Regions from separate parts of the Mus musculus genome. Here region 1 is linked to region 2. The links are chromatin loops, found by intact Hi-C in ENCODE. Cell type or tissue: left cerebral cortex. All regions are shown on one strand. Links, peaks and the distances in the headings refer to the core of each region. The heading gives the core; the rest is flanking DNA. Region 1 holds the start of Ism1 (isthmin 1, angiogenesis inhibitor). Region 2 overlaps Sptlc3 (serine palmitoyltransferase, long chain base subunit 3).

Region 1 (5,375 bases), core at 323-5,322, 88 kb before region 2:
TTCTAAATTTGACTGAGATTTATTAGATGATACATGAGAGTTCTGTTTAAAAAAGAGATAGCATTATTTCGATTATAATTGTTATTGGCTATGGAGCCTGTGTGTTCTGTCTCTCAGGCTGCTTTTATAATTTATATAATTGTGTTCTCATTATCATTTAATTAAAGACAAGTGAAAAGACTAACCAGAGTATTTCACAAGATAAAGTTATGTCAGAAAAAAAAAGTCATTCACAAGTCAACAAACTTGACAGTTCTATGAATTTTTATACAGTGAGTGCTGACAATCAAAAATGTCTTACTGGATATTTTCTGACCCACAAACCAACAGAAAGATTATGTTCTCAAAACATTTATTGCTACTTCATAGTAGCATATCTGCAGCGACGGAAGTCACAAAGGAAAACACAACAAAAAACCAATTTCTTAGAACTCCCTGGCACTGCCAAAGAAATCTTGTTAAGGATTCTAAATATGTTTCTGTATAGATATAAGCACAGATGCTATATAAACATGTATGCATTGGTAGCCGGTACAGTAAAACTATACATGTGTGTCAGAAAATGCAACATTTAAAAGTTGCCCCTCTTTTGTAGCCAGTATTATGGAGTTTACCAAGAACTTGGAATATGGATATATCATTTGATATACAATACACAAAATATAAGGCATACATTTTTATACTATAAAATAAGAAATACAAATTAAGGAGCTTCTAGCTCTTCAGTTATAGAGTGAGCTACCTAACTCAGTTTCCCCACTTAAAAGTGGGATGATAACAGTACCTAATTCGTGGGGTTCTTTATTGGGGTTCTTCTTCTTATTCTTTTTTTTTTTAGCTTAGAGAAATTAGTATGTGTACAGTGGTAGGGCATTGCTTGTCATTCAAAAGGCACTCAAATCTTTAGCTCTTGTTGTTGCTATTTTGAGTACTTTTGTTGGATGTCCAATCTTAAATAAAGGTGTATCTCTTTTTAAATAATTCTAAATACAGTGTAGCTGAGCCAAACTCACCAGTGCCTGCTTTATAATGGAAGGGATGCTCTGAATTTCTGACATCTAAGAAGGATTTTGGTAGTATAGACATTACAGAATCAAACAATTTAGATGGGAATTTAAGCTTGAGCTCAAAGTGTCCAGAAAACAGAAAGAATTTTGACATCACAGTTTTGTCTTCAAGTACACCTGCTGCTAGCAAATGCATTCTTTCCTATCCGGTAGACAGCAGATAAATGTCTTTTGCAGGTTTAACTGGCTATGTCCATTTGAATTATACTGCCTTGAGCCCAAGAAATAACTTTGGTCAGGAAGAATATAAAACTTTTATAAGAAGAAATTACAAAAAAAAAAAAGAATAAAATTACAAGCTAAACTGTTAAAGTCATCAGTAGGCTTAGTTAAGTGAAGGCTTTGGATGCTCACCATAATTGAACACTGTAACAAGATAAACTGAAGCTACTGGATTAGCAGCTACTTAGGGCTCCAGATATTCCTGGGAGCAGAACTGTTTCCAAATCCCCCATTTCTTCTGTTTTTCTTTCTTTCTTTCTTTTTTTTTTTTTTTGATCGGGGGTGGAGGTGGGGGGGGGGGCTGTTCTTCAGCAAAAGCCCTCTGAGAATCCCATCCAGTTCTACCAGCTGCTTCTCTCATTAAAGTACTGTTGGGGTGGAAAAGGCCAACCGGAGATTATTCTAATGATAGCAAGCACCTCATAAAGAAATCTGCCAAATTTACTTTTCCATAGAACATCATTTTTTTTTACAGGTTTTCATGAGTCCACGAGGAAAGAAAGCATCACATATAAAATACAATTTCCAGAAGCCTTCATGATAGTGAGGATTATTTCTTCAGTGTTTGGCATGGGGGAAATATCTGTTGCTGTTCAGGGTTACCCGAAGGGTAATGTGAGAGGCTCCTCCAAACCCAGATTGTTTTTAGAAGGGTTTGAGAACTTTTAAGCTTAAGGTTTGCATTTTTGCAGGCCTGGTTTGCATTTGTAAGGGTCACCTTGCTTTAGTCTGGCAGACAGCAAGCTTGATATAATTAACCAACAGGTGGGAATGTGTGAATTCTAACAAGTTTCTTAATCACTCGGTGCCTCAGTTTCGCAATCTGTAAGGCAGAGAGATTAACAATCTTGTAATGAGGGTTAGGATGAGATTAAATGAGTTAGCCCCTGCAACACTCTTAAAACAGTATCGTGGTAAACACCTGATGTAGACGTGTTTAAATAAACGCTCTTTTCAGCAACAGGTTATTAGTCTTTTAATGGCACAAAGATGTAAAAATCTCAACATTGCACAGTGACTAGTTTTAGTAGGGCCTGGCTTGGTTTCTTTAGAGAGTGTAGAATCCTGGCTGTTCCCTGAAGAAAATCCCAGCTCACTTCTACTAGTTCTGGTTTAATGCATGCTCTACCTCTAAAACCATGAGGCAGGCTTTCCAAAGTCATAATAGAAAAGCCCATGTGGGCAACCTTTACTCAGCAATATTCATTTGGCATCTCAAGACCTAATATATGCCCCCTGGCCTCATCTCTCCCCCTGGAGCCGAAACAGAATCCTGTTACTAAAAGAACCTTCAAAGCAGATGTTCACCGGGAAGAAGTTTAAAAGTCCCAAGTAACTCCAGACCAAATTCCTACAGGTGCCTTGACTATGGCCCTTTGCCTGGTACATAGGGGCATAAGAGGTGAAGGAATCACTCAGGCAAAGGTGGGGTGTCTGGCTAGTCTCCAGAAATAATGTCTTGACCTCTGACACTGCTTGCACACCCAACAGAATACTTTCTCCTAAATATAGCTTGGAGATTTATCTTATAAGGCCTCTTTATGTCGCCTCACCTCAGTCTCTCTTGCCTCAAGACAAACTTCTAAGTCTCTGGCAGTACTCAGCATCAAAAGCATCCTCCAGCCAGCTTATGCCTCCCAAGCCTAAGACTTCTTCCTGGTGCCAAACCTGTGACAGATCTGAGGCTTTCTCTAGGTAAACTTTGAAGCAGGCCTGGCCTCTACACATAACCCTTCCACCCACCCACCTTCCGCCCGATCCCCTAGTCCAAACTTTTCTGCTTAAACCCGGTTGCCTAGGCAAAAGTGCTCCTTGGTGGAACGGAGGACCCGCCTTCTGCAATGTACCAAGCTCTCTTGCTTAGTACCTTGCGGGCCACCCAGCTTCGTTCAACCACGCACGCCCCCTCCGGCGGCGCACTCACCTGCAACTGGGACCCGCTGACGTTGCCGGCGGCCGCGTCCTGCCGGTCGGAGGCTCCGGATCCGCGCAGAACCGTGATGTGCAGCGTGAGCAGCAGTAGCCCCAGCAGCAGGAGCAGTTCCGCAGCCAGGCGCACCATCCTCTTGAGTCGCGCGGCTTTAGGACCCCGCGCGACTGGCGGCGGCGGCGGCGGCGCCGCCGCCGGGGGAGGAGGAGTCGGAGCCCCCGAGCTCGACTGAGCGGCTCCCGCCTCGGCCCCCACCGGGGCCCCGCTCCCCGGGCCGGCAGGGCTGGCTCTGGGCTCGGCCGAGCGCACGGGGCCCGGGGAACAGGAGCAGCCGCCAACGCCGCCGCCACACCACAGCGGAGCCACCGCGGGGCCGGGGACGTCCAAGCCGGTGGCGGAGCAATCCCAGGAGCTGTCCGGCGGCGGCGATGGGGACCCGGGGCTGTCCGCGACCCAGGCCCGGCCAGGGTCCACCCTTCGGGCAGGGAACTGCGGGGGCGGCGGCGGGGCGGGCGCAGCCGAGCCCCCGAGCGCACATGGGCTCCCCAGATGTGGCCGCGGTGCCGCAGCTGGAGCGGGAGCGGCCGCCAGAGGAGCGCGGGGTTAGAGGCGGAGGAGGAGAAGGAGGAGGAGGGCTTCAGAGGCCGCCCGGAGTTACCTCCACTCTCGGCTCCCCCGCCCCCGCTGCCGGGAGCCACTCACCCTCGGGGCCACCACCTTCCTCACTCCAAGTTCCTTGGGACCTCTAGCTTCGTCGCCCCGCTCGCTCAGTCCCCGGATGGGCTGGCTCCGGGTCACCGAGGTTGTCACCGTTTGAGGATAACTGGGGGCGCCCCGCCGGCGCCTGCGTCCGCCTTCTCGGCTGTGCTAAGTGCTTGCTGCCGAGGTCGCTGTGGCAAAGGAACTAGCCCTCTGCTCGCTCTAGTGCTTGGGGCTGCGGGCGAGTGGGGGTCGCCCAGGCCACCTGAGAAAAGTTTATGGGCAAAGTAGAGCTGGAGTTATAGGAGTGGAGAACGGAGGGGCCAGACAAACCAGGTGTCTGCGACCCCACCACGCACCCTGACCTTGAGCAGCGAGTTTGGGGGGTAGGGGGTGGGGTGACACGGTGTCTGTCGGTCCGGAAGGGTCTTGACACTAGCTGCGGGGCTCTGGGCTGGCTGATCACTGGGTGCAGCAGACCGTGCGCCTACAGCGCCCTGGAGCGTCGGAAAGGCGGGTGAGTTGGATTCAATCCGCGCGCGTCTACTTAAGTGCGCAGGTGTCGCGTGGGAGGCTGCGAAGAACACGGTGTGCGCTGCGAAGGCGCTCGGACGTCAGTGGGATGCTGGGTGACTCTCAGCTTGGTAGACTCGAGTCTGGGGGCTCATCCTGGGGGTGCTGCGCCTGGAGGGGACTTGGGGGCTGCCGAAACGCAGCCGCTGCAACAGCGCCACCGCCTCATGACCGCGCTCCAGCCTCGGGCTCCCGGGAGCGACTCATGCCTTGCAAGTGGTGCGGCTGGCGAGCAGAACGGCTGGGTGATATATCTGGAGAGCGCGGGATCCTTGCCAACGAGGCTAGAGAGAACTGGGTCCAGCGTGGCTCTGGCTCCTGCCTTCCCCAAGTGGCTCGAGTGACGGGCACTCTGTTAGGCTGGAGACTTTTATACTGTGTTCCCTCCGCCTCCTTCCTCCCCTGAGCCAGCTCAGCCCTTCCCTCTCGGTGAGCCCAGCCCTAGTCAAGCGTGAGCACACGTTCCCACAACCCTTGTCACACATTGCCATTTCTCATCCGCAACCCAGGACCGTTGCACAAATCTCCTTAGGTGAATGAAATCAAACAAACAAATAAAACTTTCTTACCGGCACGCCACTTTTCTCTCTTTTCCTACCTCTTTCTACAATCACTAGAAACGGACAGAAGATTCCTAATTAAACTGTCTTTAGAGTTAAAATCTTTCTTTGGAAACTCTAAGATGAATTTCTTCGCCACTCCAAACGTTCCTCAGGTCGTCTTAGCATTTTCCAGAATTTAACTAGTTGTGGTTCAGCATGCTGTTTGCATCTGTTTGTATCCAGTTAACTTATTGCCTCTTTGAAAATGCTGGAAAACATCTTTAAAATTCTAGCCAAACCCAGCAGCTCATTAATAAATTGGCAGCTATTTATAAAGTGCGG
Region 2 (5,375 bases), core at 130-5,129:
TGTATAAGGGAAGCCGCAAAGCACCAAACCAAGGATACTTAGCTTGCTTCTTCCTCCATCCCACAAGGGATAGTGGCAGTAAGAGTAAAACCAAGCCAAACCTATCCTAACTATTACCAACCACAAGAAAACAGACAGGCCTTTGGAAGAATGGAGAGCATTAACTTGAGTTATTGAATAACTCAGAGAGCAGAAAATGGGACCAGAAACTAACACCACAGCCAACATCCATGGGATACTTTTGAGTTCATTTTCAGAACAACGTATATGTTAATGCACTTAAAATAACTCAGAAGTAGGAAACACCCTTTAATCCCAAATTTATAGATTGGATAATTGAGGCACAGACATCCTGGAAATTCTCCATAAAGATTAGGTAAGGTAAGGATGTAGACACAATGACTCTGGTTCAGGTGTTTCCATCTTTAACACTATGCTTATCACATCTTCAAAACCAGAGATTGGCCTCAGGATGAGGAGAAGTGAGTCCTGGAGTGTATAGAGACCAGCTCCCTTTATGCTTAGCCTGTAGTGCTTCCCCCAATTTGCATACATTGCTGTTTTGGGGTTTAAAGGCTTTTATGTCTAATCTTAATTTAATCAATGAGTGTGTCCTCAGAAAGAAAGTAACTAAAGATATATGTATATTCTTAAAGTTCATAGTAGTAGGGTCTTAGCAGAGACCTGTACATTCTGACAGTTTGTTTAATGGGAAGCCAAGGAACTTTAGAGATTGAGGGAGGATGAACAGTCCCCTGATGCATTAATGACAAGAAACTGAACTCTTAGATCAAGCGTAGTAACATCTCAGTTGGGAAGCATTCAGCACAAAGATCAGACAAAGAAACAAAGCAAAGCCTCCTTTGATCGAAATGCCCCTAACTCTAATTTCCTTTCAAAAACTGAGGAATCCCATAGGTCAGTCATAAGCATCTTTAGTTTGAACACGACCGCATCAGCGTATAATCACTCCCTTGAACATGAAGAGTGTCTGTCCTACAATATAATTACTTTGGACTGAGTCCATTTTGTCCCAGGCTGGGTAAAGGGTGTTTTCCTTGTGTGGCTGAGGAAGTGGAGTTCTGTAGTAACTTCTGGAGAGTGTCAAGGAAAGTCTACTGATTTCTTCTATTTATCTCCTGACTGGGTACAAGTCGTGAATTAAGGGTTGACTTTGGTCCCTTGCAAGGTGTGTCTGTATTGTGTCTTTCTTTGGAATGAGTTAGAGGTTCTCCCAGGGACAGTTTTCCAAGTCCTTTTTTTTAAGTCCAAAACCTTGATTATTTTCTTTACCCATAGGCCTGGAGTTCAAGGGCAAGGGTGGGTTTTGGGGAGGGAATCAGACAGGAGGCTTTAGAATAAACATCGTGATGCTTAGTCCATGACCCCATTTACTTCAAAGGACTGTTAAGTGCAGGCAGGGCTGAGAATACCAGAACAGAAAGGCTTCTGTAAGAGAATTGCCTTTCCTTGCTTCTCAGGCTGTTGGAGCTAACTATCACCTTCCAAACCTAGCCTTGTTTCCCATTTCCCTCCTCTAGAATTACAACCCTGCCGTCTATCGGTCACAAGGACAATCTCTGCCTCACTTATTTGCCAATCCTCACGGAGGCTGGGAGAAGGCAGCAAGTGACAGCGGACATGTAAGAAGTTGCAGGACCCATGCTTACAGGAGAATAGAGGATGAGGAATGCTGCGTACATCCTCCCAGCAGCTAGAGAAATAACTGAAATTGAAAATGGTAAAAGAAAAGAACCCGACCCTATCAACTCCCGCCTTGTTCATAGACACTGATAGTCCTGACGTGAAGAGTGATTATCTGAATTTTCACCTGGACCTTCATGGAAGGATAGCCTCGGCAGTGAATTGTTTACTGTCCGTCAGCAGAGCTCAAATTGCAAAAGACAAAAGCCCCATAGGCTTTTGAGAAAATACTTTGTCTTGGAATTAATCCTGATCAGCCAAGGTGAGTTTGTTACTTAGTAACAACTAAGGGGGAAACCGGAGACTCCCCATCAAACCTCTGCTTACTGAAATCTTAGCACCAGCTATTTTTTCCCCCTTCACTTTTTTCCAAGATGTATTCATCTGGTCCATAATGTGCAAAACTTGGCTCCACCAAGAGTCCCAGGACATCCCAGGTGTAGTTTTTAGGAATGTTGTCACTGTATACCAAGATTAACAAGACATTTCAGAGCCAGGCATTTTTATCTTTTTCTAGAGTTTTGAACCCACTTGATTGTCTTCAGGATTCGTGCTCTCCATTCTCTTGCTCAGTTCCGTGTATTGAATTGTTGTCTGTTTCTCCAAGGTTTTATACGTTGGTGTTTTAGGGTAGTGTATCTCAGTATGGCTAATGAGCCCCTGCCAAACACGCTCTAATTCATGATGCCACCTGGTGGTTAATTGAGATACTGCAGTATAACACAGTTATACTGTTAGGTTAGGAGGAGGAAGTGGGTAGGAGTGTAGGAGTTCTGATTAATGTAATAATGATAATTTTTACAATTGCCCGATCTTTAACCCAAAGGATCAGAGGTCATGTAGACAAGAGTATTCCATTTTTGAAACCCTGCACCTGCCTTCAGAACAGAGAACAGGATCCCAGGGAATTGTCCTTCCTGCGGCTAGTCCTGGGCCTTTGTTTAAAGTAGGTATCAAATAAAGGCACTCTGAGGAGAAAAATGTGACATCTAACAAGTCTGACACCATTTCAAGGATCTGCTTGCTTTAGTTTATTCAGGTGCCTTTGGCTCAGGAAACAGAGTTACGCTCGGTTAAAAGTTTTGTGGCTCAGAACTGCTGCTAAAGTAATCAAAGCCCACAGCCTCACAAAGCAAGGTAATCCGGATCAGACAGCTCCTAAATTTGAGACCCTCTGATCCTGCTGATGTGACAGTTAAGAAGGAAATATTTAACCTCTCACTAGACTTTGCTGAAGCCTTTGAGGGCCTGGCATTCCCCGTGTTTCTGGCATTACCTAGCTCATCCCCACAGGAAAGCACAGGAAGGTGGAAGTACAAAGCTTTGGCCATGGGAGAAAGTAGCAGTTACAAGAGGGCAAAGAACACTTAGAACAGAATTTTAGGCGTCTGTATGTCTCATGGTAGGTGGATAAGACGCAATCTATTGTTTTAAACCACTGACTTTTAGTGATAGTATGCTTTCTGCTAGCATACCCCGATTTGTCTAACTGGTTGAGCAGTGGGCAGAATTTTTGTTTCTTCTGGTCAGTGGGTAAGGAACTAGAAATGTTAGATATCTTGTTAAGAGCACCTCCATGCACTAATTTGGGGCCTGAAATGCCCTACTAGTTGGAGCTACACCACAGTCTCTTTGGGACAGATGTGGGCTTGGAGAGACAACTGACATGATTTGGAAAAGGGACAGGACATACGCTCTCTCATCTCATCATGTCATCTGAACCAATTTTTTAAAATCATTTAGAGACTAGAGAAGATGGCTTATCTAACATCATAGAAAAGAGTTATTTCTCAGAAAAATAATCTTAAAAGTCCATTTTTTATGCTGCTGTCATTTAGGTGAAAACTTGTAAAATCCATGAGGCTAGCCTCTTGAATACCTGAACTTTCTCCACTGTTGCTGTTACAACACACGCACATGTGCACACACACGCACACTCCTAGTTCTTTAATTTTTGAATTTAAAAATTGTATGCATGTCTTGCCTGCATGTGTGTCTGCATGCTATATTTGTCCAGGTTCAGCTGAGGCTTCAGATCCCTGAGACTGGAGGTACAGATAGTAGTAGGCCTCCAGGGGGCGCTAGGAGTTGAGCCCTGACAGGCAATCAGTACTCTTAACTGCTGAGCCATCCTTCTCTCCACCCCACTCCCTCATAGTTCATGTAAGGTTCCTTATTACTTCTGTGGCTCAGTATATTCTATTGCTTCTTTCTGAAATTGACTCCCCCACCCCCGACTATTTGTCTACAAGGCTGAATGGTGGTTATTCTACAATACTTCCCAGACATAGTCCGGCGGAGCTAATCTCTCCCAGGTACTCTACACAGTTTGTTATGTGACGATTCTTTCCACACTTTTCTTTACTCTGTGCTGCACGTGAGCTGAACTGAAACAGACATGAACTTCAGGGGGGTCCTGATTTCTGCTTCCAGAAATCTGTATCCAGGGTCTCTCCTAACACAAGAGGTTCCGTTCTTACCTTTTTCCCGCCTATATATCCTCCTGAGCCCGAGAAGCTCTTGGTGAATGTACCCATGTATACGTCAATATCTTCAGGGTCCAGTCCAAATAACTCTCTGACGCCTCGTCCCGTGGGGCCTGTACAGCCAATACTGTGAGCTTCATCAATGTACAGGTAAGCCTTGTATTTCTTCTTTAGAGCCACTATCTGGGCAAGGTTCACAATGGAACCTTCCATGCTAGCACAAAAGAAAAAAGGCTTGGTAAGTAGTGAATAGTTTTCTGGAAAGCTCCGTTAGTGTCCTTCCAGCGCACCCTAGAAAGTCAGTGTCAGGCTGCTGACAAGGAGCAGTCACACCTCTCTTCACATAGCATGTTTTTTATTCAGCAAAGACAACATTTCAGTCTTGTAACATTTCTCTGGGTGTCTACTCTACTTGAATAAAAATACTTTATGTTTGATGGATTGAGTGGATTGGGTTGTCAACCTTGATTCTCAACTGAAAAATGAACTAGCCATATTGCTAATTTGTTTGTAAAGCTGGTTATTGCAGTTAGAGAAATGCTTTTAGGATAGCTTTAAGAAAAGTGCACCACCCCGAATCACCTTGATCTAGCTGCCTTTTTTTTTTTTTTCAGTTTGTTTAACCAGGTCTGCCAGATCTGAACTGCTAAAGATTAAAGTGGGGAATTGAAAACACACAGAGCTTCAGACACCATACTATTAATTAGTGCACAGTAAAACACCCTTTAGTTCCCCACTCACCACAACTCAGTCTATGTGAGGCACCTGCCGGCACCCTTTCTCCATATTTCTTCAGAGTGATAGAACGGAAGTTTATCAGGCTTTAAAATCGCCTGATAGTTTTATGGCACAGGTCTCTGGGTTCCTCCTACAGAGATCCCAGAGGTGCATGGGGGTGGGGGGGGGGAGGGGGATGGTGGGAGGGGAGGGTGGGAGGGAGGGGAATGGTTTACGGAAGCATCCAGGATGATCTCACACTAGTATCTGGGAACAACACTTTGGGGACATTTATCGCTACTAACCTATCCTTTGCTTTAGACCTATTTTATTATTTATTTTAGTTTTCTAAGTTTTACATTTCAGTTTTTTTTAAATAACCTTAAATTGACAGAATTTCTTGTAATAACAGCTTTAGATTTGTAGAATTACTGGATGAAAGATAAAGAGGATTCTTGTATCCTCAGT

The links. Hi-C counts contacts between places; a loop is a spot of excess contacts. Peaks named below come from ENCODE experiments on the same cell type or tissue, not always from the same donor. Only the 100,000 strongest peaks of a DNase experiment are listed, where the experiment ranks them.
Region 1: a loop joins it to region 2, with 4 times the contacts of the local background. A loop is called at or near these places in 5 of 42 quality-filtered maps.

What each region holds. Positions count from the first base shown.
Region 1 is chr2:139,676,646-139,682,020 of GRCm38, reverse strand. Ism1 (isthmin 1, angiogenesis inhibitor) reads right to left here and starts at 3,843. Exons shown (of 6, transcript NM_001276489.1): 1 at 3,214-3,843. The coding sequence starts at 3,351. In left cerebral cortex, for the core only: CTCF peaks have their summits at 3,220, 3,836 and 4,667; DNase peaks (open chromatin) are centred at 3,249, 4,078, 4,538 and 4,762; H3K4me3 peaks cover 2,612 bases; H3K27ac peaks cover 2,057 bases.
Region 2 is chr2:139,588,521-139,593,895 of GRCm38, reverse strand. It overlaps Sptlc3 (serine palmitoyltransferase, long chain base subunit 3), which reads right to left. Exons shown (of 12, transcript NM_001356507.1): 8 at 4,185-4,404. Among named protein-coding and RNA genes, the nearest start is that of Ism1, 87 kb to the left of the region's middle. In left cerebral cortex, for the core only: CTCF peaks have their summits at 2,402 (motif pointing left) and 3,768 (motif pointing right); DNase peaks (open chromatin) are centred at 2,387 and 3,775.